Regions from separate parts of the Homo sapiens genome. Here region 2 is linked to region 1. Evidence: chromatin contacts called from ENCODE POLR2A ChIA-PET data. All regions are on one chromosome and are shown on one strand. Each heading gives the region's core, a stretch centred on a gene start or an enhancer-like site at or near the end of the contact. The rest is flanking DNA. Distances are from core to core; before and after follow the strand shown.

What was found. ChIA-PET counts read pairs that join two places held with the same protein, here RNA polymerase II (POLR2A).
Region 2: POLR2A ChIA-PET joins it to region 1 with 12 read pairs in Panc1. The contact joins the enhancer-like site here to the promoter of EVA1B in region 1. POLR2A ChIA-PET finds 5 or more read pairs at or near these places in 7 of 52 experiments (Caco-2, GM12878, HepG2 and 4 more).

The regions. Positions count from the first base shown.
Region 1 is chr1:36,322,127-36,324,901 of GRCh38, forward strand. EVA1B (eva-1 homolog B) reads right to left here and starts at 1,519. Exons shown (of 3, transcript NM_001304762.2): 1 at 1,333-1,519; 2 at 845-941; 3 at 1-599. The coding sequence starts at 911. The coding sequence ends at 169. It also overlaps a transcript of SH3D21 not described here. RefSeq lists silencers at 717-906, 997-1,046, 1,107-1,466, 1,557-1,786 and an enhancer at 788-1,672.
Region 2 is chr1:36,202,166-36,205,165 of GRCh38, forward strand. No RefSeq gene overlaps it. Among named protein-coding and RNA genes, the nearest start is that of THRAP3, 21 kb to the right of the region's middle. Within about 2 kb of position 1,551, at least 25 of the 41 ENCODE cell types and tissues checked have a DNase peak (open chromatin) inside an H3K27ac peak, as active enhancers do.

The DNA of each region.
Region 1 (2,775 bases), core at 269-2,768:
CGGGGTCTTCTGGCAGGACTGGGGAAGGGAGCCTCTCAGGGGGTGGCGGTCCACGCCCAGTAGCACCTGGGAGCTGTGGGGGCCGAGGCAGTCCGAAGGTGTGGGGTAGCTCTGAGCTCATGTGCAGGTCCGGTACCCCGAGCGCCTTGCAGCGGGAGCCGGGGCCCATCAGTAATAGTGCATGCGGCCCAGGGTGCCCGTGGCCGTGGGGCTGGGCCCCAGCGTGCCTGTGCCCAGCAGGTCCGGCTGCCCGGTGCGCCAGATCTCCCGCAGGATCCGTTCGCGCTCCTCCAGCCGCTGCGCCCGCTCCAGCTCCTCCGCCGACGTGAAGACGTTGACGTTGAGGGGCCCGTCCGGCTCTGCGGACAGCTCGGGGCCCGGCAGCGTGTCGTCGGGGCCCAGCCGAGTCACCGTGTCCTCCTCGTCCTCGTCGTCGTCCTCGGGCTCCAGGGTGCTGCTGCGGGGGTCCCGGCGCTGAGCCGGGCCCCGGGGCCGCGGGCGGGGCGCCCACGAGATGCTGATGACGAGCAGGCAGAGGGTGAGCAGCAGGCCGAAGCAGACGCCCAGCACGAAGTAGAGGCCGAAGCTCTCGGGGTTGGCTGCGGGGCACAGGGCGGGGGTCACGGAGAGGCCCGGACGGGTGGGGGTTGTCCCACTTCCGAAAGACCCCAGGTTCTAGGTGTGGGGGCGAGGCCTGTAACCCCTACTCGAAGGGCATTAGGGAACCGCCAGCGGGCAAGAGGGCGGGGAGCGGGGCGGAGGGGACGGACAAGGCGCTGGGGAGGGAAGGGGATGGTGGTCAGGGAAGGGTTCAGGCCCCCAGTCTTCCGGCGCCCGCCCTCACCGCGGATGTGCGCGTAGGCAGCCAGGCTGTTGCTGAGCAACTCCATGTCCCTTCGCGGGGCATCCATGCTGCTCTGGGGGGCAGCTCCCCTACCAGCCTGCGAGGTCAGCAAAGTCAGATCCTTCTCCCAGCCTGGAGCCCACCCCGACCCCTTCCGCGGGCAGCTCCTCTCCCGGGAGCCGCGGGCCCAGGTTCCACCCTGGAGAGAGCGCTTCCCTAACTTCGTGGCGGCCCGGGGCCCTGTCGGGGGGAACCCCTCTCCCGGGCGCGGACGCCCCTCCAGTCCTGGGAGCAGCGCCGGGGACCGCGGGAGGCCCCGCCCCCTGGTGAGGTCCCCAGCTGAGGCCCGGTTCCGCCGTCCCGGGGCGGGATGGAGGATAGGGACGCTGAGCCTCCACGCCCCAGGCGGGCTCCGGGAAGGGAAGCTGCCTCTCTCCTCGCCCGGCCGCCCCGCGGGGACCCACCGGCCCGGGGCCAGGCCCACTCACCGTCAGCGCCCCGCTTCCCGGCTGCCCGGCCCCAGCGCGTCCCGCGGCCGCATACACTGGGTCCGGCCGCCCCCGCCCGCTCGGGTCCCGCCGCCCCTCCGGCCCCGCTGGGCTCCCAGGCCGCGGCAGCACGGGCGGGACACGGACCGAGGGACCAGCCGGCGGAAAGTTTCCTCCGAGGAAAGAGGAGGGACGGGGCGGGGCGGGGCGGGCGGGGAGGCGGGGAGGAAAAGGGCTGGGAGAGGAAGGGGAGAGGAGCGGGCAGCCGGGAGGAGGGAGAGCCCGGCCCGCGGGCCGTCCGTCCCCCACAGGAAACCGCCGGGGAGGCCGCGGCAGGGACCCGCCCCCAGGCCACTAACAGCAACAACAGAGAGGCTGGAGCTCTGCCTGCGTGCGGGCCAAGGGCTAAACCTTGGACAGGTTCTTTCACTTACTCCGCCTGACAACCCTGCGACGTGATACCATTATCCCCACTTCGCAGATCAAATAAACGGAGTCTTGGAGAGATTGAATTGACTTTACCAAAACCGTCAGGATTTGAATCTGCTGCTCTCTGATCCTAAAGCCTGAGCTAGAAACCACCGCTCCCCCTCCTAGGAGGCCCCTTCCAGGCAAAGCTGCTTCTCTTCCCCAGACCCATGCTGGACTGGAAGGGAGGGGACTGTCCACCCCTCCTTCCAGGGCCCAGGCTTGAATGTGTCCCCTGGCCGAGCTCTGGTCTAGTCACGCAGGGTTAATGATTGTTGGACTCCAGCTTTGAGCCAGGGCCCGGCCAGCAGTCTCGCAGACCCCAGCGTGGGGCCTCTGTGCCTGCGAGCTCCTGCGCTCTTGTGCACCAAGCAGCTTGTGGCGGCTTGTGGCAGATCCCACCCCATCCCGTCCCCCACCCCAAGGCTAAACCTGCCTGTGCTCACACACGCATTTCCCACCTGGGCTTGTGCATGCAATGTGGTGTGTGATCAGTGTGTGTGGCGGGGGGCTTCCTTCTGCCCTGTCTCCACGGGGCCCCCCCATCATGGACCTCCCCTCCCTTGCTGGAGCTAGAATGAGGGGGAGGCCGCCTTGGCGGGAGCCTTAGAGAGGAGGAGGAAAGGGGGAGAGGAAATTGCAGACATAGCTGAAGGCGCTGCCTGAGGCCTGTGGGCCAGCGACCCTCTCCCTGTCCGGGCTGCAGACCCCTACTCCCCCAGTCCCGAGACTGGGTTCAAGTAGAGGGCAGATCTAGATGGGGGAGGACTAGGACTGACTCCTATGGGGATGGAAAAGGGACTCCTGGGTGTCTTTGTGACTGTTTAGTGTGTTCTGTGAATGTGCGGGCAGGTATTTTTGCCCACATCTGTATATTTGTCTATTAATGTGATGTATTTGAGTATTGTTGTGGGGGCGGGTATGTCTGTATATAAATCTGTGCAGCCACTAGTCAACAAATACTGTGTATGCCTA
Region 2 (3,000 bases), core at 301-2,800, 120 kb before region 1:
CCCGGGGTCAGGAGTTCGAGACCAGCCTGGCCAACATGGTGAAACCCTGTCTCTACTAAAAATGCAAAAATTAGCCAGGTTTGGTGGTGGGCGCCTGTAGTCCCAGCTACTGGGGAGGCTGAGGCAGGAAAATCGCTTGAAGGTGGGAGGTGGAGGTTGCAGTGAGCTGAGATCGTGCCATTGCACTCCAGCCTGGGGGACAGGAGCAAGACTCCGGCTCAAAAAAAAAAAGTCCCTCAATTTAATTATTATTATTATTATTATTATTATTATTATTATTATTATTCTGAGACAGAGTCTTGCTCTGTCGCCAGGCTGGAGTGCAGTGGCGCGATCTCGGCTCACTGCAACCTCTGGCTCCCTGGTTCAAGCAATTCTTCTGCTTCAGCCTCCAGAGTAACTAGGATTACAGGCACATGCCACCACGCTCAGCTAATTTTTGTATTTTTAGTAGAGAAGGGGTTTCACCATGTTGGCCAGGATGGGACTTGATCTCCTGACCTCGTGATCCACCAGCCCTGGCCTCCCAAAGTGCTGGGATTACAGGTGTAAGCCACTGCGCCCGGGCATGCCCAGGTAATTTTTGTATTTTTTAGTAGAGATGGGGTTTCACCATGCTGGCCAGGCTGGTCTCGAACTCCTGACCCCAGGAGATCTGCCTGCCTCGGCCTCCCAAAGTGCTGGGATTACAACACTTTTTTTTTTTTTTTTTTTTTTTTTTGAGACGGAGTCTCACTCTGTCGCCTAGGCTACAGTGCAGTCGCGCGATCTTGGCTCACTGCAACCTGCTCCTCCCGGCTTCAAGCGATTCTCCTTGAATCGCTTCCCAAGTAGCTGGGATTACAGGCGCCTGCCACCATGTCTGCTAATTTTTGTATTTTTAGTAGAGACTAAAACCAACATGATTGGTCAGGCTGATATTGAATTCCTGACCTCAAGTGGTCTGCCCGCCTCAGCCTCCCAAAAGGAATGGAATCTTAAAAAAAAAAAAAACAGTGATGGGAACAGGATCTCACTATGTTGCCCAGGCTGGTCTTGAACTCCTCCTGACTGAACCTCCCAAACTGCTGGGATTACAGGTATGAGCCACCATGCCTGGCCAAAAGTCCCTCAACTTTCTGTTTTAAAAATTGCCACCAGACTTTTCTGCAATGTCACCTGAAGGGTTCCTGGTCTCACACAATGCCCACCCCTAAAACACAGCAGCCTAGGCCACCACGTTCTGCCAGGCGAGGTGTGTGGTAGGAAGAGGGCAGGCAGCTCTGGCCTCAGGCACAAAGGGCTGAGTCCTGGGTCCTGGGGACAGGCACTGGCAATTGAATCTGGACACTGAGCACTGGGTCCTAACACAAGAAATCATTTCCTGGCTCAGGGCAGTGATCTCTGGGTCCTAAAAACTAGGACCAGAGCAGAGACCATAGGTCCCTTATCTCTGGGCGGAGGGTGCTGGGCTAAGTGGCAGTCACCCAAGGCAGGGCCAGGGGTAAGGAGATGCCCAGCCCCCAGTTGTTTTGTAACAGCTGCTGGACTGGGCTGGAGGGGAAATTTAAGGAACCAGGGGGTGAGGTAAGGAGGAAGAGGTCAGTGGGCAGGGCAAGGCCACTCGGGCATGCTGGATTGGTCCCAGGCCCTGGAGGGCGAGAGAAAGACAGTGGCTGGATCTCTAGGGCTCTCATTGGCAGACACTGGGGCCCCAGGAACTAGGGCAAGAAGAGTGGTGAGGATAGCAGGGAGTGTGTGCTACCCCCTACCCCCAACCCCCCTCTTTGTACCCTCCCCCCTTTGTCAACCTCCTGGCTCCGCTCCCAGGCCGAGGCAGCTGGAGTGATTAGTGTGGGTGAAGGAGTACAAATGCCAAAGGCTTGTCTCACGTCTCAGAACACAGGGATCCAGCCAGAGTGGATGGCACAACTGAGTGAGAAATGGAGACCGAGAGATAAACAGAAATAAACAGGGACAACACCAAAGAGATAGAGGAGAGAAGCAGGGCGGGAGACAAAAGAAGAGACCAAAGGCCCACACAGAGCAAGGGGGTTGTGGGGAGGGAGGGTTCAGTAGCTACAGGGCAGGCTGACCTTTTCCTGTCTCTTCTCTGACCCCGTCCTGTCTGAGTTCCCCTCCGCTGTGTCCCTATCCCAGGCTTTCTCAACCTCAGCACTGTTGACATTTGGGGCAGGATAATCTTGGATGGTGGGGGTGGGTGGGTGGGTGGGGGGTGTTCTGTGCCCTGTAGGATGTTTAGCAGCCTCCTTGGCCCTTATCCACCACATGCCATTGGCACTCCCCCAACTCCTCTGCTCTTGTGACAATCCAAACTGCCTCCAGATATTGCCGGATGTTTCCTGGGAAGGGATTGCTCCTGACTGAGAACTGTCCCCAGGTAGGTTCATGTTCTTGAGAAGAGGCTACCCCAGGGTGTCTGGCTGGTTCTCCCTTCGGCCCGTGTGCACAGGGCCCCCTGGCTCTAGCATGGCTTAAGTTGCCCTAAGTCAGAAGCCGGGGAAACTAGGAGAGCCACTGAGACTGAAGAGCAGTCTAGGTACAGCAGTAACGAAGTCCCTGCCCTCATGGAGCTTCTGTTCTTATTCCACCCAAAAGGCATCCCAGGTGTGTTTTGGGATGTGCTAGGGGTGTTTCATGAGTGGGTGTGCACTCTCGTCTCTAAGGGAGGAAGAAGAGATGGGCCCCCAAGTATGTCTGGACAAGATACAGGTAACAAATATGCATTTTATTCCATGATGCTTAGATGTAAGAAATGTCCCATTTATCCAGGCATGGTGGCTCACACCTGTAATCCCAGCACTTTGGGAGGCTGAAGCGGGCGGATCACGAGGTCAGGAGATTGAGACCATCCTGGCCAACATGGTGAAACTCCGTCTCTACTAAAAATACCAAGAAATTAGCCAGGCGTGGTGGCGGGCACCTGTAGTCCCAGCTACTCGGGAGGCTGAGGCAGGAGAATGGCATGAACCCGGGAGGCGGTGCTTGCAGTGAGCCGAG